Linked DNA regions of Mus musculus: region 2 is linked to region 1. Evidence: chromatin loops called from intact Hi-C (ENCODE). Cell type or tissue: heart. All regions are shown on one strand. Each heading gives the region's core, and the rest is flanking DNA. Links, peaks and the distances in the headings are about the cores only. Region 1 holds the start of LOC105244150. Region 2 overlaps Gpd2 (glycerol phosphate dehydrogenase 2, mitochondrial).

Region 1 (16,164 bases), core at 3,183-11,182:
TAGGCTAACTAAGCCTCGGGAGAAAAGTCTGCAGGCCCAAATGTTCATATTGTGTTGGAATTCATAAACAACGACAACTCTTTTATTTTTTCTATATTCTCCAAAAGGGAAACAGTTTAACACATGGAATTAGGTTTACAATGGATTTTCTTTATTTCCTCCTGCCCGTGTTTAACTCACTGTTAGGTCACAGAGGGAAAAAAACCAAAATGGTAATAAAATCTCTCATTTTATCTCAAAGCAGTTCAAATTGGCATATAGTTTGGAAAAATGAAAGCATGTTTTAAAATCCTATGATTACATGTTTAAATAAATTATAGTTGAGAAGAGAATTCCTGTGGGTATATTTGCTAGTACATAAGAGAATGCTTTTGTGCATAGAGGTTTAATTACACATATAATGGAATCAAAATGTAGAATTGAACAACCTTTCAGAAAATGTTAAAACGATGCTTTAGGCTAAAAGAAACTGAAATTCTACATTTATATGGCTGCAACTCTTCTGCATTCTTACACATAAATATTTCAAATAAAGTATTTTATAACTCAATTAAAATGACAATAGTGTTTTTTTCAGGGTTCAGAGTCTGTTAGAACTTTAAATTATTGCCACGTTTAAATGTGTAAAGTTTCCCCATTAATAAAGGTCTATTTTCTTAATAATTTAAAATAATGGAAGCAAAGAATTAATGCTATGCATAGTAGGTCCCCCTTGTGTAAATTATGTTATTGCTATTAATAAATATAATGATGAGACCTTAAAAAACATTGATGAAGGTAATGCTGTTATATTACTTTTCATGATACTAGCACATACTAAGCCATACATATCTGCTTGTACATAAAAATATATTTCCATTAAAAATCAGTATAAGTGAAAATAAACTCACATCTAAACCTATGTATTTTATTTTTTGCATGGCTAAGCAGATTATACTTAATAAAACTGAGCTCTTGGTATAATTTAGAGAGCAAACATAAGTGTAATCCCATCGGATTTTCTATTTTAATGCATGGGGGAGAGGCCTCTGGGGGGTTGATTTCAGAATTCTCCCCAAATGAATTCAGAGGTCTCACAATGCAAATACAATGAAATGGACATACCTGTTATGCCGTGTTGCAAGAGTTGAGACAACTTCAAGATATATATATTTTTTTTTACTGTGTAGGTATTGGAACTTATAAGCATTGAAGTGAGATGTGTTTTAAATTATGTTTGAACAAACCCACATTCACAGTCTTTGTTGTTATTTGGTAAGCAGTCTTCCAGAAGTGACAGAAAAAAAAATGAATTTTCACTTTAAAACATCTGGTTCTCTAAAGATAGAAATTAGTATTAAAGATGTTTTATTGTTTTGCTTTTGCCATTTCATTTGCAATCATGGGCTATTAATCAACCAAACTGCCCCTTTCCTACGGGACACTTGGAGAAGTCAACAGCTTCTCTGATATCCACATAGATACGGGCAGCTTTTATTCAGTTTTACCCAGCCTGTTTTTCACCAAGACCATGGGTTTTTTAAATGTCTTACTTTAATTCAGAACTCAATTCTAGAAAATGTGTAAAGATGTGCCGAAGTAAACAGCACTTTTTTCTAGAAGCTTCTACTTATAAATTAAAATCATAAAACTGAACATATGGTAAAGCCTCATGCCACTCAAAAACTATTTTACATAATAAAAATCTTTGGGTTTTTTTTTTCCTTAATACTTGGCTTACAGTGGCCCTCTCCTAATACTTGCTTTTATAAAGATGACTTAATATTTTTCTTATGAAAAAATTCTTTTTTATTAAAAAGAAGAATACTTTTGGTTTTAGAATTTATTTGCTCATTTCAGTAAGCATTGGAGATATTAAAACACATTTAAAATTCTGAAAACAAAGTTATATGCTATTATAAAAGGCATCTGAAATTCTATCAACAGCCAATGACATTAGTTATTCTAACAGTATTAGATAAAATTCTTTAAACAGATAAAATATATTCTTTAAACACAGAAAATATATATGTTTTCCAATAGTTCTATGTAAATCTCAGACAGCCAGTTTTTGTTCTACTTTTAATAAGAAAATAACCACATTTTATTTTTTACTCTCAAGCTAATTGGTAAAGAACCTCTTATTTTAATGAAAAAGAAAATAAGGTATTGATATATTCAACAAAGACATATATGCCCTTTTCTTCATCATAATTCTCAATTATCAAACTTACAATTTGAACACTACAAAAGTAACTTATAGCAAGGACCCTTATAGTGATAAGAAATAAATCTAATTACCATATCCTTTGAATAGATGTAATATAAATTTCATTGCTCACTTAAAAGTTCTAAAGTTAACAGCATAAACTTGAAGTTGAGTAATTATGTAATCCTTATATAGACACTTATTAAAGTATTTATACATATTATCTTAAATCTACATCTATCATTTTGCCAATTAAAATTAGGACTTTAATTGCAATTAAGTAATTTAATTGCCAATTGAACAGCAAAATTGCTAAGTGACTAATTTTAATGCCTATTTTAATTACCAATCATGACTGGGGAGGGAGCTAATCAAGTTACATCAAGCAGTACAGAGTAACGATGTGAAAAAAAGGAGAACAAACACTCAAGGCTACACGCTTTTAAAAAAGAAACATAAATTAAATAAATGCAAACACAATCTGATAAATGGATAAAAATACTGTATTTCAGTATCTGAATACAGAACATGAAAAAGAACAAGGTTAATTAAAGAAAGAGCGCCTGTCAATCTTCAGTCAAAGTCAGGGCAACCCAAGTCCATTTTTATATGGTGTCTGTATGGCACTCATACCAACCCATATACAGACAAAGCTGCATGCTGAAGAGGATGAGAGACCACTTCCTGCTTGACTGGGGTAATGTGACACAGGGCCACTTTCTTTTCTAATGAAATGCTCATAAAAGAGAGAAACAAGCTTCCAATGCAACAACAAGGGTTTTGAGTTTGAAAACAGACTCAAGTGCAATGGGGTCCACACTCTTTCCTGATGACTCAACCCCACTTAGCTGAATGGAGAGTTTTTACCAGAATCCTAATGCCTATTTCTAACTGATCACATGCTGCCTTGAGAAAACCATAAACTTAGTAGAACTTAAAGATCACAAATGTATCTGTAAGAAGAAAATGGAAATAGAATTACTTAGTGCCATCAGAAACACAGAAATATTTTCTTGGCCAACCCATGCATATTTTTTCAAAAGTTTTCCCGACTAAACAAATTCTCCAATTAACAACATGGAAGGGCAACTCTGAAAAGATAAGTTTAAGTTTGGCCACTCAAAAGCAAAACAGAAAGGCATTTCCTAGTGGACAGGGCAGTGGCAGTTCTGGTCCCTTGGCAATCAGAGACATGATTTGGAATACAGTATACATCTATCAACTCTTTAAGTTGAAATGATGCCATAAGCTCTTAGGTTTGTGGCTGTGTACGTAGACAAAACCATGCCTAGTGTGTATCTGTAAAGGTGCCCGAGAGTATCAGTTCAATGTACACGTGAGACAGACAACTGCAGACAGACAGACAGACAGCACAAGAGTGGGGCTTGAGAGTTTGCTTCACCTCTGAGACAAAGCCCAGGAGGCCTCTTGGCCTGGATCTGAAGGAAGAACACTTTAATAATCACAGGGCTTGACAAAAGGTTGCAGTGTCTGCCCGTGACACTAACAGCTTTATAAGGCAGGTTCTGTGTGACTGATTAAGGGACACTGTCAATTCACAGGACATGAAGATGGAGTCATTATTGACAAGTTGACCCCTGGTCTGGGTTTAAATTCATAGAGTGTTGGTGCTACAGAACAAACTAAAACCTCACCTAGCAAAGATTATGGAAAACAACCCCAGCAAAGACTCTTGCCGGAAGGGAGACAGTCTAAGATGTTCTGTATAAGAGTCTTTGCTATATAAATAGGCAAACGGCGTTAGATAGGATTACAGAATGTCTGAACTAGCCCAATCACTGCTTCACAAACCATCAGCCATTATAAGGTGTGTGTGTCCAGGGGATGAGGGTGTCATCTTGGCCTTTCAAAATGATCCTGAAAGGACATGATATATAAACTTTTGAAATGTTAGTTATCACTTTCTGAAATGTATAAAACTAAAAATAAACACATTTTTAGACTGTTCATGTCTATTTTATATATTTTGGTAGTCTAGTCTATCGGTTCACGTGAACATTTTACATTTTGTTGAATGCAAAAAAAAAAAAAAAAAAAAACCCTAAACCCTATATATTATGTTTCTAGCTTTATGATATCCCTTCATAAGTAAAAGTAGACGTGAAATTAAAGTGTGAATAATACTTTAATTTGTAATCTTAGGTTATTCCTTGTCTTTTACTGTGATCTGCATCTGTGAATCAAAAATACAAGGTATAGTAAAAAGACAATCATGTTTATAATCCAAGCTTACAGGCAGTTACAACATTTTATTAGTCACTAGGTTTTAAAATCTAATGTGAAGTATTATTAAGCCATTCAGTAGGATCTAAATGATGACTTCGGTGTGTTGATACTGACATCCTGAGAAGAAAAAAATTATTATATTCACATTATATCCACAACCAAGGCTTGGATTAAGACACAGAGAAAGAGTAGGGTACAGGAACTGGTTTGCAGAAAGAATTCTAGTTAGTTTTAAGTTCATTGTTTCTTAGAACTGTTTTCTTAAGAGTTGAAGTACGATTTTGTTGGTTCAACGTGAGAATTTCATATATGTAATAAGATTTAGGAATAACACTGAGACAAATCCTAGGAGTCCTTGAATTTTCTGGCTTTGAAGTGTAGTGTTCTTATAGAACTCGTAAGTTTAACTAACTCCGGAAGTTGTGTTTTCCACCTCTCCACACCTCACCTGTTAGTAGGTAGAATGGCAATTTCCAAGATCAGTTTTGTTAAACTTTATCAATTATGCATGTCTATAGATGGAAGAGGGTGGAGGAAGAAGATGCAGAAACCGATTTTTACTGCCAGAATGATGTGATAGGGTCCCTCAGACTACCAATAGTTGATTATAGAATTTGAAATGTAGCTCTGTAACTCAATTTATACCACAGCAATCGGGCGATGCTATCTTCCTGTTGTTATAACGCATCAGGTCAAGGGATATAAATTGTACCAGGTAATTCATTTTGCTGTTCAGAGAGTCATTAGGTTCCTCCCAGAATATATATGATTGATATCCCTAGAGGTGAAAGGCTAAAGGAACCATATGGCAACATGTTGCATTCCGTATGTTATCTGCCCATCCGTGCTTAAGCTGCCATTAGCAACATCTGTACCTTACAGAAATCCAGCTGCGCCGACGACGGCTGACGAAATTGTACTGGGTGGGGGGTGGGGGGTGGGGGGGGGAGGGAAGATCTAGCTTAGCGCCATTAACTCCAGACTTAGAGTCTATCTACCAGGACGAATGGAAGCCTTCACAATTAGAGGAGACAACACAAATGCTTTATTAAAGTTTAATTCTGAACTCCCAATTAGCGAAAGTGCGTTACAAATCGATTGCAATTTCCTAGAAGACGCAGCAAAGTTCTCCGCAGCCTGCTTGCCTGCCACGTGCGAGGGGCTGCGGAGCAGCCGGAAGGACCGGGCTCAAGGCTGGCCTCCGGGGCCAACAAGTCCCTAAAAGTACCTGCCAGGGCGACAGTGGGGCTCGGGAGAGCCAGGGTGGGAGTCGGAGGGCCTCCGGATCGGGGAAACACGGGGAAGGAGTGGCCCGGGAGGGTTTAGGGAGGAGGGCGACAGGGTGCCCGTGTCGCGCCGGCCTCTCTGGACTGGTCTCATTGAAGTTTCTCTCCCGCTCTGGCGCTCCACACCCACTTCGGCTTCCTGCCCCGGCGCGGGCCACCGCGGGGACAGAAGTCGGGGAAGGGCCGCCCCCGGGCCTCCCGGAGCCCCCAGCCCGGTCCAATACACGTTACCTGCCCAGCGCTCCCGGCCCCAGGTCGCCGAGTCCCCGGGCGCGGAGTGGTCGAGCAGCCCAGCTCCAGCTCGTCCTGCAGTCCGGGCGCGCGGCAGGGAGAGCGGACCGCCGAGCTGAGCCCCGGGGCGGAGGCCGTGGCTGAGGCCCGCCACCCCCGCGGGGGGCGCGGGGCCGAGGGCGGGGGGCTGCCGAGCGGCCCGCGGAGGCCCCGGAGGCGCGCGCTCCGGTTCATTGTCGCCGCCCGCGCGCACCCCGCGCCCTCGGCCCCGCGGCCAAGCGCGTCAGCGGCCCCGTCAGCCCGGCCGGGCTCCGTGACGCGTGCAGCCGGCGCTATAAATAACCCGCCGCCCGCCCGGGCGCCCTGCCAGTGACGCCGGCCTGGCGGGAGGAGCGGCCGCGGAAACAATGACCCACCGCGCCCTGCCGCCAGGCCGCAGGCCCAGCCCTCCGCGCTCCCCGCCCGATGGAGGGGCTGCCCCACCCTCTAGCCGCAGAGCGCCAACCGGGACACCCCTGGCTCAACTCCTCTGCAAGTTCCAACCAAGTTGATTTTAAACGTTTCGACGCTTCTCCACCCCAACTCCCTCTCCACTACAAAGTCCAGTGTACTTTGGGGATAGGAAATTGTCAGTGAAAACCCCCAAATAAAGAAGAACTTGGCGTCTTAAATGTCTGCCCGAGCTACTTTTAAGCCACTGTGCCCCCCGAGGGTCCAGAAGAAGCAGCGAGGCCTGGGTTCCAGGACTCACCATCTCAGCCCCACTGTCCTTTCTTTACATCTTTGTGGCCTTCAGGATGGCGCAACCTGTTGTGATCTTCCAAGTCTGGTCCTTTGGCCGTTGGAAGTCCAGTCAAGGCTGCCATCTAAAGGGGCTTTCTCTGCAGGTAAATATTTCTGCAGACTTCCATTGCCATCTCCATCTTCAGGCGTTTCTGTCACAACACTCCCTGACGCGTGTCTTATTCATCAAGGTTCCCGTAGATGAATGAAGATCAGCTACTCTGCTGGAATTATCAATTATCAGTCGATTGAGACTGTATTCATTTTGCATTAATATTGATTGCATGTTCACATGTGTGTGCAAATGCGCTCACCTGCCATGGGCGCTGTCGTGGAAGTTACTTGATAACTTTTGGGTGTCTCTCTTCTGCGGTTTTGATTCTGAGTAGCCAACTCTTGTGGTCATCTCTCTGGCCCCTAAGACACTGTTTCCTCTGAGCCAAATGCCTCAGGCATAGGAACTCTACACTCTGGGGTGCTGATACATAGAAAATTTGCAGATCTAACCAGGAAGGTGAAGTGATGAGGCGTGGCCAGTGAATTACACGGGGTACAGAAACAGTTCTTAGTCAGAAATCAAGGCAAACTGGCATAGTGACCCATCACTGGGCTGGAAGTGGGAAGATCAGGAAGTTTGAATATTATGTCTTCGCTGGACTCTTACGTACCATTTTCTATTTGTACATTTTCCCCAAAAGTAAATATATTAGTACCACTTGAAGAAAGGAACCGAGCATATACCATTGCAGTTATTTAAGAGAGGAGAATGAAGGCCACCGTTGTTTCCTTTCCATGCTGGTAGCTGTGTTCACGTCTGATGCTATCCCAGGCCCTTGCAAAACCACTTTCTCGTGAGAGAAATGGGCAGATTATGCGTTATAAAGTATACTCGGACCATTTTCTCCTATTTTGTCCCAATCTCTTTTTCCCCTGGAAAGGAAATAAATTCTCTAGCTAACGCCTCAGCAGTGTTCTCACTGACCTTCCTAGACAATCGAAAAGAATGTGCCTCATCTCCTGTCTTCAGGTTGGTGAAAGAAAGAAAGAAAGAGAGAGAGAGAGAGAGAGAGAGAGAGAAAGGAAGGAAGAGAGAGAGAGAGAGAGAGAGAGAGAGAGAGAGAGAGAAAGGAAGGAAGGAAGGAAGGAAGGAAGGAAGGAAGGAAGGAAAAGAAAGGAAGGAAGGAAGGAAGAAAGAAAGAAAGAAAGAAAGAAAGAAAGAAAGAAAGAAAGAAAGAAAGAGAGAGAGAAAGAGAGAAAGAAAGAACATAAAAGAGAAAGAAACAGGACAGGTTTGGAGCCAAAACATTTGCTTCACATAGACACTGTTGAAGTGTGATCACAACTAAAAGTTAACCAATATTTTTTCCAGTTTCAAAAGCATCTCTGCCTCCTTTCCTATCGAACGCCTCATCTCTTCCTTAAGACTGTTTTAAAGTCTTTGTGCTGCCCGGAAGCCGCATCTTTCTTCTGCTGTTGCCACTGCCACTGTTTTAAAGTGATAAGCTTTTGCTTCTTCTCACTTTCAGTGTGATCTCTGCTAATCATCATCACTGTCCTTACACTTCTTCCTTTCTTAATGTTTACATTTATTAATTTGTCTTGTGCATTCATCATAGGAGGGGGCGGGGGGTGGGGGTGGCTCTGAGTCTTCTCTGCCAGCAGTATGGAGGTTAGAACGAATCGTTCTTCTCCAGGTGAATTCTGGGAATCCAGCTTCAGTGCTCAGGCTTGTCAGCAAGTTAACTTGACCTTCTGAGCCATCTCACTGGGGTTGTCCTTAAGCTTCTAGCAGAATGAAAATGAGCACAGCCCGAGTAAATATTAAACATACCCAAATTTCTTAGTGTTATGGTTTGCACCTGAAATGTTCCCCAGAGGCTCGGGTGCTGAAGGCTTCATCTCTGATATACATTGTGTTCATGGGTGGTGTCTTTGGGATATTATTATCACGACAGTACTGACACAACTACTTGGCTCATAGTTTGGTGGGCTACTGAAAGGTGATGCAACAGGAGGTAGGACCTAATAAAAGGAGTAGGTCCTTGGATGTCCGCCCTGAGGAACTATATCTTCCATGAAAATGTGATTAATATGCACTCTTGCCTTACCACTAGTTAATCCTGACCCCTCTTTTCTCCATCTTTGCTCTCTGGGTACCATAAGACAAGCAACCGCTTCTGCCACACACATTCCCCAAATAGGATATACTGTTTCATCTCAAGCCAAGAAGCAATGGCAGCATCTCCCCCATGGATTGAACTCTTTAAAACCTTGAGCTCAGATAAAATTTTCCTCTTCTAAGATGTTCAGGTTAGGTAGTTTGTTATGTACGGTAATGGTGAAGCTGAGTAACACAAAGCCACTTCATTCTAGAAGCAGTAGGAACACTCAAATAATTTCCTGAAAATAAAAACAATAATAGTGAAATCTTTGAAACAGAAGAATAGGAAATGTTTTATAAATATTTGGGTTTCTCTGATAGCATAAAGCTTATCACAGTTTTTCTGGTATCTCCCATTATTTCCAAAGTTTCTGCCTACCTAAGATTAAATCCGTCAGTGGTTTCTTCTACAATAGCGGTGTTGAAGAATTTATAAGAGGAGCTACTGTGCACTCTTGCTTTATTGCTCAGTTAATCCTGGTCTGTATTTAGAGAGAGGTGCCTGCCAGCTTGAGATCTCAAAGCAATGAGCACAAATATTTGCCAAATCCTGTGCAGTGCAGTTTTGGTGATTGACATGAAAAAATCACTGACATTGTAGTATAAGCAAATCTTAGCAACTGTAAGATGGATAAATAGAAGGTTAGCTAGATAAGCCACAAAGACTTTGAGTATTCCAAATGAAAGAGAAGAGACAACCCGAATTACAGAGGTACAAACTTTCTTTATTTAAAAAGACAAGTCAGCCAGATGTGGTAGCACACCCTGTAATCCCAACACGTGGCAGGTGGAGGCCTCCAGGCCAGGCTCCTGTACAAAGTCATTCTTGGCTACACAGAGACTCTGAAGCCAGCAGAAGCTGCCTGTCTCAAACAGCCAAACCAGTTGCTTGATCAATCAACAAATGGACGAGCAATGTTTGCAAAAATAAGTAAATAAATAAGGGTGACTACATTCAGAAAAATTGCAAAACCTAACGTCAGTGCCAAATATTGGCAGAGATGTGTAATTGACTTTTTTCATAAGATTGGCTAGATTTTAATGGTTAATCCACCAAGTTTTTCATTGTTGGGAAGCACTGCAGTCAATCAACTGTGTTAATGGTATAAATAAATAAACTGTCAACTTCAAACCATATTTGAAATCCTTCGTGAGGCTGAACCAGAAACATCGGCTTTGCCAGAATAATGCTTTGGGAAGTATGTACAGGTGGTTCTGGGGCCAGTAATTCCCTCATCTCCTAAGCGCCTTTTCAAAATTAATCTTTAGTGTAGAAAATGAACACATAAAAAAAAAAAAACAAGGGGGTTATACTTAAGTGAAATCAATAATCATGCACTATGTAGAAATAACCATTGTTACTCTTTGATAGACATCATTTGTCTTTTCACTTTGCTAAGTACATACATTTTTATCCAAATGTGCTTATAGTATACACAACTTCTTTCATGTAACAATGTATCATGAACATCTGCCTCCTGTGCCCCCAAAATAAGTCTTCATGAGGTTTCAGGATGATCCTAGGCCATGCATGTCTTTGCAGTCTTCCTCTGGTTTGCATAGCCAGAGCTGCATTTCCACAGCTTCCTTTTGGGCTGGTTTCCCCTGCATTAGACCAATCAGAACCATGAACAGAAAATGGAGTAAGAGAAAAGCCTTAGTCTTCTCCACCCCTCCCTCATGCCACAACTAAATGACTGGTGACCCCTGACTCTGGACTCCAGGGCCACAGCCTACTCCCTTAGTCCTTTTAGGAGTTCATCTTGTTTCTAACCACAAAGGGATCCTTTCTGGCTTCCCTCTTCAATTCCATGTTTCAGAGACTAGTGAAGTTTAGGGGTTTAGTTCCCCTTGCACTGACTGTAACAGCAGTTTTGTACTTTTCCTGGTTGGAGCCCAAATCCTCCTTCATTTTCGATGGAGAAGCACTGGTGATGTCATACACAGCAAAGCCAATTGGTCCTTGAATTTCATTTGCCAGAAGTTTGCTAGCATCTTAAATGTGCTTTTTAAATTAAGTGGCTTAGTCTTGAGAGAAGCAGAAAGAAAACTCACACACCTTAAAAAAAATCAATTTGCCAAGAGCGTAATTAAAAATTATAAACACAAAATATTGTGTAACTTTACTGAACATTAGTCAGAACCTGGTAAATCCTTAGCCAAGGCTCAGACATAAATTTTATGCTAATGAAAAGGGTGGCGTGTAATACCTGTCAAGGCTTAATTTACGTTACACATCTTCCACAAGGCCCACTCTTCTCCAGCTTATTTGTCAATGCTCACTGCATTGGGATCTGCTTCTCAGATCCTAAAACACAGAAAAAAAGCACAAGAATTTTGGATTAGTAGTTTGAAGCATCACATATCTCCAGAGAAGTAGTTCTACTCTCGAGGATATCTGTGTTTTACTTCTCTACATATTTTCTGCTGTTGCTTCTTTGCTTTTTCACAGCTCCTGAAAGAAACTAGGAGGCTGTTGTCACAGAAGTGGCAAGATCAAGGCAAACAGAAAGGGTCTGTAAGGGTTTCTAACTTTGCTTTATAAAGTTCTAAATTCTTAGAAGGAAGGAGGTTTTTTGATGTTTTTTGTTTGGTTGGTTGGTTTGGTTTGGTTTTTTTTTGGGGGGGGTTACTTTCTATTATGAGACAAGGTCTTATTAAGTTTCCTAGCTGGTTGGGAACACTGTAGCTCAGCAGGTCTTGAACTTGTGGTCCTCCTGCCTCAGGCATTCTCCTGAATAAGCTGTGGCACAAGGCTGAACCCCCACACCTAACCCTACACCTTTTTATGGCTAATGAAAATGAAAAACAAATAATACACATTTGTACACATGAATTCTCTCCTCACACACACACACACATGCTCATGCCACATGCCCACAATATCACACATGCATGCCCATACACATCTCTCTGACACTGCACACACACACACATCCCCTGACATCATAAACACACACATACACACCACATACATCCATGCACATGTATCACTCTGGTATCACATCATACCACACATACACACATCACACACATATCACACACACACCATAAACACACATTACACAAATACTGTAGACACATATCATGTACACATTACACACAAACGCACATACATACAACACTTATCTCCTTGACATCATATATTACATACATATAGGCATACATGTTATACATACATATCACACACACATACATTCATATAGCACACACACACACACATACACACACAGACATATATCACCATCCAGAAAGAAACTTTAAGCAGGGAAAAGGATTTCTCTGCACCTAGAAAAAGGGCCCTGGCGAAACAGAAGTACAAAATGAAACTGACAAGGATCCAGGTTACCTAAAGGACAAACAAGTCACTCAGAGCTGATACTCAAAGGAGTAATTATGAAAGAAGAGCCCCAGGGTAGACTTAGCAAAGGAGTCCCATGATCTCATGATTCGAGCATCCAGGTGTGTCCTGTGAGGCACCATCATGCAAATGCTACACATGCCGAATTCATTTGAATCAAAGGTAACGCTTATCCATTTCCCAACTGGCCAGACTTGATAGCCAAATCGACAAGTTAAACCATGCAGGAACCATGAGAGAGAGAGATATCACGTTCTGTTCTCTACACTTCAACATGGGAGAGGGTAAATTGACATATCTTCAACACGGGAATGGTAGACAAGAGAGGAAGAGGAGGTCAGAATATTAAACCCCTTTAAAGCTGGATCAAGCTGTTCCTGACAATACAGGTGAATCACTAGACATGTTATAAGAGTCAGTTTGTTGTCTTTCAAATGAAGTGAGTTTCTGTTGTTTAACTATGATGATCTCTGATAAATACACCTAACTTATTCCCCTACGTACTTCAGTCATGGTAAGCACAGAACTTACCTGTTAGACAAAATCAATGCACACATGTACTATTTATTTATTTGGCTTACTGCTGCTAAGCAAGGGAAGGGAGAATTCACATGATCACACGTGCCAGTTCTAAAGCCAATGTAAGTTCCTAATTTAGGTGAAAATTTTAACGTGGATGGGAATGTTCTTACTACATGGATAACAAACCCTTCTACTACCACAAGAAAACTGAAGAGTCAAAGCTGACCAGGTGACATATAACAGCTTTGCTCCCTATCTCTGACATCTTGGATGCTTCAATGGCATCACCTCCATCCTCCATCAGCTAACCATGGTCCCCTAAAATGGCCCATGCTCTAGGCATTGGAATCTCATGAACTCCATCCTCAGGGTACAATGGAATCCCATTACTGTTTAACTGTCAAGACCTAGCTGGAGCACACGGCCTCTGTGAATTCACCTGCCGCTAGCCTCACGCTGCCACCCTGCCTTCCCACTCCCATATTCAGAAGTGGAGTACTCCAGTGTTGCCTCTGTTTGACCTCCACTTAGGGCTATTTGTTTCTTCGTGAAACACTGTTTTAACAGTCCTCGATTCTGTGAAGAAGAGAGTTCTCTCCATCATCTTGCAGTTTTAAGCATCAGCTCGTTTAGCCATCATCAGTGGTTATCTGTTAACCGTGTCAATGAATAATTTAATAAATTAATGGACAGAGAGGCAGAAAGATGCACATTTAGCCAGGTGTGGTGGCACATACCTTTAATCTCAGCACTTGAAGTCAGAGGCTGGACTCAGAGACAGGGAGGTCTTTATGAATTTGAAGCCAGGCTGGTTTACATAGTGAGGTCTAGGACAGACAGAGCTACATAGTGAGAGCCTATCTTGAAAAATGAAAGAGAGAGAGAGAGAGAGAGAGAGAGAGAGAATACATGTATATAGCTGGGAGATTGGAGTCTAGCTAATCATTTTAAGTTAAAATACATATCATGAAAAGAATAAAGTACATTAAGTCATCATATAGTAGTATTCTATGTTTTATAAGCATGATAGTATATTATAAAGTGTAATAATTCTTATTTAAACTTGCTTAACTTTTTTCTCTGCATCAAACAAAATATCTTCTTTCTATTCCCTGTATTTTATTTGATATGCATGGCTGATTATTTCCCATATAGGTACAACATCTGTAATTGCATAATATTTTTTAATAACCTGAAACAAATCACTGGGTTGAACAATAAATAAACCCAGATCCTTAAAGAACTGGGTTAAGTACATACAGGAAAAATAAAACTCTCCCCACGTTGTACAAGCACATGCATGTACACACACATTCACACTCCTTAATAATTCTGTGGTTTCAGTATCTTGTGTAGGAAGAAAGTGCTGTCACTTGAAAAGGTTACAGTAATGGATGCTGTTCCTTACAGACCTGTATGAATCTGGGAAGGCTCAGAAACAGAAGGATGAGTGGGGTGGGAGGCGGAGAACGTCTGCACAAAAATCTATCCAGTTATTCCCATTTAGTATAGACTCGTACAGACTGTGTTATATGTAGGGAAACCTCTCTCTCTCTCTCTCTCTCTCTCTCTCTCTCTCTCTCTCTCTCTCTCTCTCTCTCTCTCTCTCCAGATAACCTTGAACTTATTATGTAGAACAGGCTGGTCTCGAACTGAAGAGATTCACTTGGCTCTGCCTCTCTAGTGCTGGGATTAAAGGTCTGCATCACAATGCCCAGCTCCCCTTTATAGAAATTATCTTTGAGACTATAACTATTTGTCCTTGAAGCTGAGTATAATTGTGCATGCCTCTAATCCTAGCATTTGGACAGCTGAGACAGAAGATTGCTCCGAGTTCAAGGCTAGATTACATATAGTAGTACATAGAAAATTAGGGGTCAGCCTAGATTACATACTGAATTTGAGGGCAGCGTGGGCTATAGAGCTAGGATTTTATTTTATTTACCTTTGGTGTGCCTGTATTTTCTGTATTGTGTGTGTGTGTCTGTCTGTCTGTCTGTACATACATACATACATATATACACACACATATATGCATGTGATTGAAAGAATAATCAAAAATGAGGTAAAGGCAGATGTTAGCACACAACTGAAATCTAAGCACCATTGAGGCTGACTGTCTTTGGAAGTTGCAAAGCCATTCCTGCATCTGGAGATTTAGGTGTACAGAGCTTGGGCCTCTTGCAGATCCACCTAAAATGCCATTTTTACTCAGGGAAGAAAGGCCACTGAAGCCACTTGTCATGCTAAGATTCCATTTAAAGATTTATTCATTTAAATAGTACCCAAATTTTCAATACTAAGACAGATGGCCCCACAGTAGGAGATGTGATGTCCTTGAAAAGATGTGGGTTTTGTTAGGAAAAGTATATCTTCATATAACGATCAATTAGGTTTGCGAGCTATGCATCTTGAATAATTTCATAATTCCATCACAATTTTCTGGTTCTAGATTAATCTGGGTCAAAAGAAATGATAATAACATAGGATGATAGAGAGCAACAGAGACTTCAGATGGAAGTAGACTTACCACATGGTACCCGGTCTTTATGGTGCACGCAGCCCACTCCATTTTCTTAAGTGTGTGTGTCTATGATGTGTGTGTGTCTGTGTATGTGTGATATGTGTGTATGTGTGATGTGTGTGTATGTGTGATGTGTGTGTGTGTGTGTATGATGTGTGTGTGTTTATGATGTGTGTCTGTGTGTGCATATGATCTGTGTCTGTATGGTGTGTGTGTGTATGATATATGTGTGTGTATGATGTGTGTGTGTGTATGATGTGTGTCTGTGTGTGCATATGATGTGGGGGGGGGGTGCCAAAGATCAACCTCAGGTAGCATTCCTCAGGAACAATATGCCTTGGTTTTTGTGACAGTGTTGAAACTCACCCAAACCATCAATCCTGGCTTTTCTTTTTAACGTGTGTATTAGGGATAGAACTCAGATTCTCATGTGTTCAAGTTTGGCCCTGGTTCTTCCTCCCAGCTCCATGCTCCCAAAAATAAGACTCAGACTCAAAATATATTTACAAATACTGTCTTAGTTAGGGTTTTGTGATCAGATACCATGACCAAGGCAACTCTTATAAGGACAACATTTAATTGGGGTTAGCTTACAGGTTCAGAGGCTCAGTCCATTATCATAAAGGTGAGAACATGGCAGCATCCAGGCAGGCATGGTGCAGGCAGAGATGAGAGTTCTACATCTTCATCTGAAGGCTGCTTGCAGAATACTGACTTCCAGGCAGCTAGGACAAGGGTATTAAAGGCCACGCTCACAGTGACACACCTACTCCAAACAAGGTTACACTTCCTAATATGAAGACCAGGAGTGTGCCCATTCTATCTACCTCAGTAACACACACATGTGGAAGCAGTCAGACA
Region 2 (8,000 bases), core at 1-8,000, 170 kb after region 1:
TGTTGTTTCCATAAACAAAGGTTTATGCGTTGTTATTAAAAAAAAATTCGAAAGAGTGAGAACCTTGAACATGGCTCATCCTGGGGATTGTAGACCTATATTACATGCCTTAGTATCCCTCCCCTCTGTTTCTGAGAGTGGGTTGTGTGGTTGGTTTTTGTCAATTTGGCTTAAATCATCACCTGGGAAGAGGGAACCTCAATCAAGGAATTGCCTCCAGCAGACTGGTCTATGAACTTGTATGTGGAGGGCCCAGTACACTATGGGTGGTCCCATCCCTTAGGTAGGTGGGTCTCTGCTGTATAAAAAAGGTGGCCGAGCAAACCAGTCTTCTGCTGCGGTGGCTTCTGCTCTGAGTTCTCTCCTTAGTATAAAATGAAATAAACCCCTTGCTCCTGTAAGTTGGTTTTGGTCAAGTTTTTTCTTTCTTTCTTTCTTTCTTTCTTTCTTTCTTTCTTTCTTTCTTTCTTTCTTTTTAATTACAGCAATAGAAATTAAATTGGAAGAGTGGGGGAAGCTGCATTTCAAGGTGTGAAACTGCAGAAAGCTAGCTCACTGCTTGCTAGACTTTGGAAATGGTGTGATGCTGCAAATCTCTGACCATTTTGGAAATCTAACTTTCAGTTGTTTTTGTTCCCCTCCCTCCCTCCCTCCCTCCCTCCCTCCCTCCCTCCCTCCCTCCCTCCCTCCCTCCCCCTCTCTCTCCCTCCCTTTCCTTTCTCTGTACTCCAGACTGTCCTAGGACTCTGCCTCCTTCTGTCTTCTGAGTGCTGGGATTAAAGGTGTGAGACCCTAAACCTGCCCTTTTACACATTTTTTTTTAAATTTTTTTATACATTTTTTTTAAAAGATTTATTTATTATATATAAGTACACTGTAGCTGTCTTCAGACACTCCAGAAGATGGCATCAGATCTTGTTACAGATGGTTGTGAGCCACCATGTGGTTGCTGGGATTTGAACTCTGGACCTTTGGAAGAGCAGTCGGGTGCTCTTACCCACTGAGCCATCTCACCAGCCCCCTTTTACACATTTTAATGGAGCAATTTCTTTTGTCAGGGGTCAGGCAGGCAAAACTTCAAATTGTTGGTGTTAGGGGTTCATATAGTCCAGACTGACTGCGAGTTAGCTAGGTAGCAGAATTTCTGATCCTCCTGCCTCCACTTCCTGCATCTGGAATTAGAGGCATGCACAGCCACGTCTAGTTTAAATTTCAGATATTTTCAAAATTTGCTTTGTCTCTCATAAACAGTTATCTATTTAACTAGGTTCTACCTATTTATTTACTTAACCTTTAGACATTTTATATACCAATGGTTTATTCTATGTGTATGGGTATTTTTCCTGCAAAGGTCAGAAGAGGGTGGAATTAGATACTAGTTAGTTGCCGTGTGGGTGCTGGGAATCGAACCTGGGTCCCCTAGAACAGCAGTAAGTGCCCTTAACTGTAGAACCATCACTCTGGCTTCATTTCACCTTTCCATTCTGCTTATCTTCCCGACCCCCCTTCTGTCCATCATATTAGGTTGACTTTGTTTTTTTTTTTTTTTTTTTTAAACTATTAACAAATTTAGTTCTCTGACAACTTAATACATGTGTATAGTGCAGTATGGTTGCTGTTTCCTCTTGTCTGCTCTTGTCTCTTACCATTATCAACCTTTCTTCCTCCTGACTCATCCATTCTTTGCCAGTTTCATAGTTTTTGTTTTATGGCCCATTTTATTTAATCAGGACTTCTTGTGTGACCATTGGGCAGGACTATCCACTGGAGCTGGTGGGGTCCCCAAAGGGCTCATAGCTATCGCAAATGATTTCTCCTTTCCTCTGAATCTATCAGGAAATTCTGAGTTTTCTGTTTTGATCTGTGTCTAGATTGAGTTGCTACTGTCTTTAAGATCCATCTGGGACTTTGCCTATCACCGTCTTCTGCCTTGTGCTGATCTTGAGCATCTGTGGAGCCAGCTGAAGCCTTGGCTCTGATGGTGTGGTCTGGACTGTATTTATCTGGTGGTGTGGTCTGAGTGTCCGGCTGTGACCCAGCAGATAATCCCCAGCCCTACACAGTGGTCAGGAGTAGCTTGCCAATTTCCTGTACAAAGTAGAGACCCTTTCTTCCGTCTCAGCTCTCAAAGGCTGAGTTCTTTGTTTTACCCACAGTGGATAGGGATAGTCCGCACCCTTCAGAAACAGTCCCAGCTTCTGAGCCCACCGAGATAGATACATTTAAACAGTCTGCTGCATTACTGGTCCATGAGTGTTTATCTTAATTTTGAATCAACCACATCTTTTTAAAATAATTTTGTTTGAATAAAGAAAGGAGTTGTTTACAGGTGGCTGTGCAGTGTCACATCAACTAAATTTTTGTTATTTATAAGCATGTATGTGTGTATGTATGTGTGCATTCGTGTCTCTGTGTGTACGTGTGTGTGAATGTGTGGCCGTAGTACGAAGGCTGAGGCTACAAGTTTTTATCATCACATTTAGCTTTTTATGTGGATTCTAGGGATCAACCTTGGGTTGTATGATTTATACTTTTACTTCCTAACATACTTTCCTGACTCCCAGAATTTTATTTATAGCAGTAACCTGATAACAAAATATCAGGATATATATGTATATATATATGTACAAATATTTACAGACTATAGACTCTTAAGCACTGCAAGAATATGGCAACACATACAAAACATTCTATATAATTAACCTCAGGTTCCATTGACTATCGTGTTGTTTCTGTTGTTTTGTCTACTGATAACCCCCTCACCCCCACTTGACACTGGCTATTTTTATAGTAACGAGGTGAAAGGAGGGAATGATAGCAGCACCTCTCATTTCTTGAAACTATGGTATTAACTTTTAAAGACCATTTTATAGCCTTAATATTGTATTGTATGTATATCTAACATAAATGTGTTAATGATACACACACACACACACACACACACACACACACACACATACACACACACTCTACAGTTATATATTTGTTATATATTATCCATTTCCTAATATGAGGATAGACAGAGGCATTAAAATAACCAGTATGTAATATTTTACATGCCAAAACAAAGCTAACATTCCCTGTCAGACAGTGCCAGGCAAAGTGTTGGATCCTCACCTTGGCTCGTCTTGGCTGCTGGGCAGCATCACATGGGTCTTGTCCTGGAGAGTTCTTCATGAGAACACTGGGCCTTGGTGTAGTCTTCTTTATTAGTAATGGCAGTAGTTCTTGGAAACCCAAACAAGTGCCCGCGGGTTTCTAATGAACGAGGGTCCCATCTTTGTGTACAGTTTCATCTTTTCTCATGCAGCATTCACATTGAGTGCTTGTGCTTATTACAGTACTAAGGCACAAGGGACCTTAACTTTTTGACTTGTGTGTCATGGTCTTGGTGTCTCTGATTATTTCATAGCAATGACTTCTGCTTTCCATTTAGCAAACCTTAGCAATTGTATTTCTAAAAATCTATCCTAGTGACATGATTGCAGATACAGGGAATTTAGAGGAAAGTACAATCTTGCAGCTCAATCTGTAAGAGTGAAAAAAGAAACTAAGCCAGATGTTCAAAATAAGGAACTGAATAAATAAGTCGTAGCAAACGTTTAATGTAATACTTTCAAATGCTTTTAAAATAAAATTATATACCATATTTATTGATGTACAAAATGTTTACAATAAGCAGTGTTAAATCGAATCTTTGCAAACCTGTACATGTGCACACATACAGGTTGTAGACGGGCATGGAAAAATGTGAACGTTTAAACACCCAGATGTCAATGGCGGTTATCTCTGAGTGCTGTAATTACAGGCGGGTATTATTTTGTTCTCTTTGCATCTCTGCATTTATTATATGGAGCTTATTTTCGTGCATAGTAAGATAATCGGTAGAAGGTATTAAAATATACTTCTGTTCTATTCCATGTTGTGAGAGTTAAATGTCATACCATTTCTCCCTTAAGTTTGTAAGTATTCCCTTGTGTGCATCCAGCTGTCTTGGTCCATGAGTTGATTTAGTTGGAGATAGCTAGACAGCATCACTTAGTCCAGAGGAGCTGGGTTTCGTGCTCGCCCTCACCCTGCCTGGAAGGTATGCTTTCGCTCAGTGTGCTGACCGATGGGTGAGGATGAATGGAAGGTAGATTTTTGCATTGACCAGATTCTTTACAAATCACCTTTCTGCCTGAGACTTCACTCAAAATTGTATCGCTGCTGTGGAATTCCTGAAACCACCCTTAAACATTTATAATACTACTAATAAAACCCCTCAGATAGAAAGATGCTAGCAGTTGGTCTTGTTTTGATTCTCAACAGTGGTAGGGTTTATTGCTTTGCGTTATTAAATACATGAATAAATAGCCTAACAAAAAGTAAGGGGGGGGGGGAAGCGAGAGAACTAAACACCTTCTTAAAAAACCTTGAACTGGGGACTGGAGAGAAGGCTCAGTGGCCAAGAGCACTGGCCGTTCTTCAAGAGGACCCGAGTTTTATTCTTGGAACCCGCATGGCAGCTCCCAACCACCTGTGACTTCCCGGAATCTGACAGTATCTCCTCCTCCTCCATGGCATCCAGCACACATATGTTGTATATACACACATGCAGGCAAAATGCTCATACACATAAAATAAATAAATAAATATAAAAATAAAATCCTTGAACCTAATTACTGGTCTAGGATGTGGAGATTCGTCTTTCTTCTCTGAAGGACAGTCATTCGTTCCCAGCCTTCTCAGCTCTCGGCATCTCAAACGCATGCTTTTGATTTCATCATACCTGTCTTATGTAAGAATGCAAAGCGCAAGGGTTGAATGCCGCATCAAAAATGCCACTTAGTTATTCCATTAAGATAAAGAGGTCCCGCTCTCACCTCTCCTAACTTATCCTTAAGTGAGAAGTCGAAGCTTTTAATTTAAAATCTCTGATAAGGGAAACATTAGACTTAAAAACAAACAAACAAACAAACAAACAAACAACCAGAAAATAAATGAAAAAGCAAGTTGGAGTCCAGTGTTGAGAACACATAATACCCAGCCTTGGAGGCCGGTTCAGGGAGTGTTTCCTGCTACACAGAGGGCCACACAGGACTAGTTACAGAGAAGCCTAACATACATAGTGAGGTCTTACCCCTACAAATCAACACACAAGCACACCCGCACACACTCATGCATACACCCGCACACCCACGCAGGACCACTCCCACACAGGCATGCACCCCGCATACACGCACCATAAACATTTTAGTTAAGTAATCAATGAATGTCACACAATCAGCTGTGGCTTCTGGTCATGCTTTGACTTTGTGTTACTTCTTTTCTTTATTCCCATCCTGCAAAATTGAGAATTTCAGAACACTAGATACGTGGGAGTCAAGGTTCTGATTTTTTTCTTTCTTAAGTAGTTTAAACAACTTTTAGTTGACATGTTGGTTTTAATATACTGACTTAGTAGTCATTTTGGAGACTACGTTTGTTGTCTGCTTTGGGAAAAGTAATCACATCTCTTTTTCAGAAATTCGACAAGATAACAGTAGCAGAGGAGGGCTTGGTGTAGCTGAGTGGCTTATTTTAAATTCCATTGTTACTTACAATGGTTTTTCATGTAAATACATACAAATAACTTGTTAAAAAAAGTCATGGCCGGATAAAAGCGGCGTAAAGAGCTTGACCTAGCTGGGCGTGGGCCTTTAATCCCAGCACTCAGGAGGCAGAGGCAGGGGGATCTCTGAGTTCAAGGCCAGCCTGGTCTACAAAGTGAGTTCCAGGACAGCCAGGGCTACACAGAGAAACCCTGTCTCAAAAAACCAAAAAAAAAAAAAAAAAAAAAAAAAAAAGAGCCTTAAATATATCCTAGAATACCCGCCTGCCGTGGCTTGCTGATTCTTGTAACAGCACACAGAGTTAGGGAAAGAAACATCTACCCTGACAGCAAGGGTCCCTGAGACCCCTGCTAGAGCTGCCTCCTGAGGCCAGGTTCCTCATTGCCTTGGCAACACTGTGAGCCTCAGGTCTGCTAGTAGCAATCCCCTAGCTCCATCCCTCTGCCTTCCCTCAGAGAAAACTTTATAGAACCTTCATCAGCTTTGTCAGCTTAAACACTTCAGTGATACCCTTGTCAGGAGACATAAGCAGTGTCTCTCCAAACAATCTCTCAGAACTTCTAAGGAAAAAATAAGATTAAAAATTGCTTTAAAAAAAGTTGCCCAGGCAAGCCCTGGTTCCTGGAAATGGGCACCCAGGACAGGATCGAGGAGGACTGGACTTGCAGGCCTCATGCTTATTAATGTAACGAAGCAGCTTCACTGAAACTGGTCTTAGATGTGAACTGTGTTCTTAGGGGCATTCCCTTTTGAGGCTATCCTGTGATTGCTGCTGTGGCCAACGGTGGCCTTCAGAACACGATTCAAAAACCCCAGTGTGGGTGAAAAAAAAGCTCCTGGTCACTTCCTCGCAGGACAATCACACATACCCTGCTTTCTCTCCAGCCCCTCAGTGACAAGCAGCCTGCGACAAGGCTGGAAACTTCCAATCCTTTGCCAGCCACCCACCCTCCCTCCATCCTTCCTTTCTTCCCCTCCCCTTCATCTTTCTCCTTCTCTCTCATCTTCTATGGCTCCACAGTCTTGGGATAGTGTGGAAATGAACAGTTCCCCAGCCTCTGCACCCTAGCACCCTAGCACCCTAGCACCCTAGCACCCTAGCACCCTAGCACCCTAGCACCCTAGCACCCTAGCATCCTAGCATCCTAGGACTGGGATTACAGGTGAGGTTAGTAAGTTCAGCTTGTCTCCTTAAGCTTGCCTAAGCTTACCTACCTCCTCAGCCATTCCTCTTGAGCAAGACTCTATGAACTCAGCTTTTGCTGAAGGCTGCTTCTCCAGAAGTGATTAAAAACTAAATCGGGCTGCCAAAGAGATGGCCCAGCAGTTAAGAATGCAGACTGCTCAGGTTCTGTTCTTGGCACCCACATCATGGTTCACGACCACCCATAACTACAGGGGTATTTTGGATGTTTTATGCATATTTGTGTGTGTTTCTGGGTGTATGTATGACCGCTTCTGTTATTGCGCATATTTGTGTGTGTTTCTGGGTGCATGTATGACTTCTTTTGTTATTGCACACATGTGGTGCACATACATACACCCAGGGACACACACAAATACACATAAAATAAAGTAAGTAAAATATGGAAAAGACCTGCCTGCCCCCTCCCCCCACAATGGTCTTCACTGTTCTTCACACAGGAATTTTTGTTACCAATAACACCCCTCCCAGTTTTAAGTGGTTAAACAAAAATACCCATAAGAATCCCTTCATCTCATTTGGGATATTTAGGAGGCACGGTGAGTGAGCCTTCTTGGGTCTGTGGCTCTGTGTGTACACTGGCAGTGTTTCTTTGTGACTCACGTGGTGCTGGCAGGGGCAGTTTCCCTAGCTGTTGGACTAAGGCCTGATGACCTGTCACTTGGGGCCTCTTGGTTTCTACAGAGACCACATGATAGTTTGCTTCACTGGAGCAAGTGCTTGCATGGGGGGGGGGGGGACTGAGGTGAGGGGAGGCATGGGCTTACTGAGTTACTCTGCTCTCCTGCTGGGGATGGGGCACTGCACACAGTACACCCTCAGTGAGGGCTGTCTGGGAGGTCTGAGATCACAGCCTCGAGGGCTTTTGGGGTTACCCAAATAGGAAGCTGAGGGTCTTGTCCTCTCAGCTTCACTTTCCTTCCTTTCCTGCTACAGGCAACCTGATGCAGTAACTGTGATGCTAGGGTTTAAAGAGAGGCATATTTTAAATAATGTGGCTCCTAAATACCATCTGAAAGTCAACTCCCTCGTCTGATCTTCAGCTGCAGAAAAAAAAAGGGACTAATTTAGAATACCAAAAGATCTCTGTAGGATTTACTAAGTAGAGGTGGTGGCGTGTGTGGAAGAGGTCGGCAAATGTTATTTTGAGGATATGCAGTCCGGGTTTCTGCCCTGAATTCAGGTTCTAATGTGGAGTAAGA

The links. Hi-C counts contacts between places; a loop is a spot of excess contacts. Peaks named below come from ENCODE experiments on the same cell type or tissue, not always from the same donor. Only the 100,000 strongest peaks of a DNase experiment are listed, where the experiment ranks them.
Region 2: a loop joins it to region 1, with 2.1 times the contacts of the local background. A loop is called at or near these places in 3 of 42 quality-filtered maps.

Annotation. Positions count from the first base shown.
Region 1 is chr2:57,117,877-57,134,040 of GRCm38, forward strand. LOC105244150 reads right to left here and starts at 6,818. Exons shown (of 3, transcript XM_017319363.1): 1 at 6,732-6,818; 2 at 6,232-6,438; 3 at 5,458-6,130. The coding sequence starts at 6,818. The coding sequence ends at 5,654. It overlaps BB557941 (expressed sequence BB557941), which reads right to left. Exons shown (of 3, transcript NR_040356.1): 2 at 11,107-11,204; 3 at 9,601-10,501. It also overlaps a transcript of Nr4a2 not described here. In heart, for the core only: a CTCF peak has its summit at 6,427; DNase peaks (open chromatin) are centred at 5,825, 6,315 and 6,735; H3K4me3 peaks cover 2,648 bases; H3K27ac peaks cover 2,212 bases.
Region 2 is chr2:57,294,261-57,302,260 of GRCm38, forward strand. All of the region lies in intron 3 of Gpd2 (glycerol phosphate dehydrogenase 2, mitochondrial), which reads left to right. Among named protein-coding and RNA genes, the nearest start is that of Gpd2, 60 kb to the left of the region's middle. In heart, for the core only: no CTCF peak of the experiment used is centred there; DNase peaks (open chromatin) are centred at 3,141 and 7,421.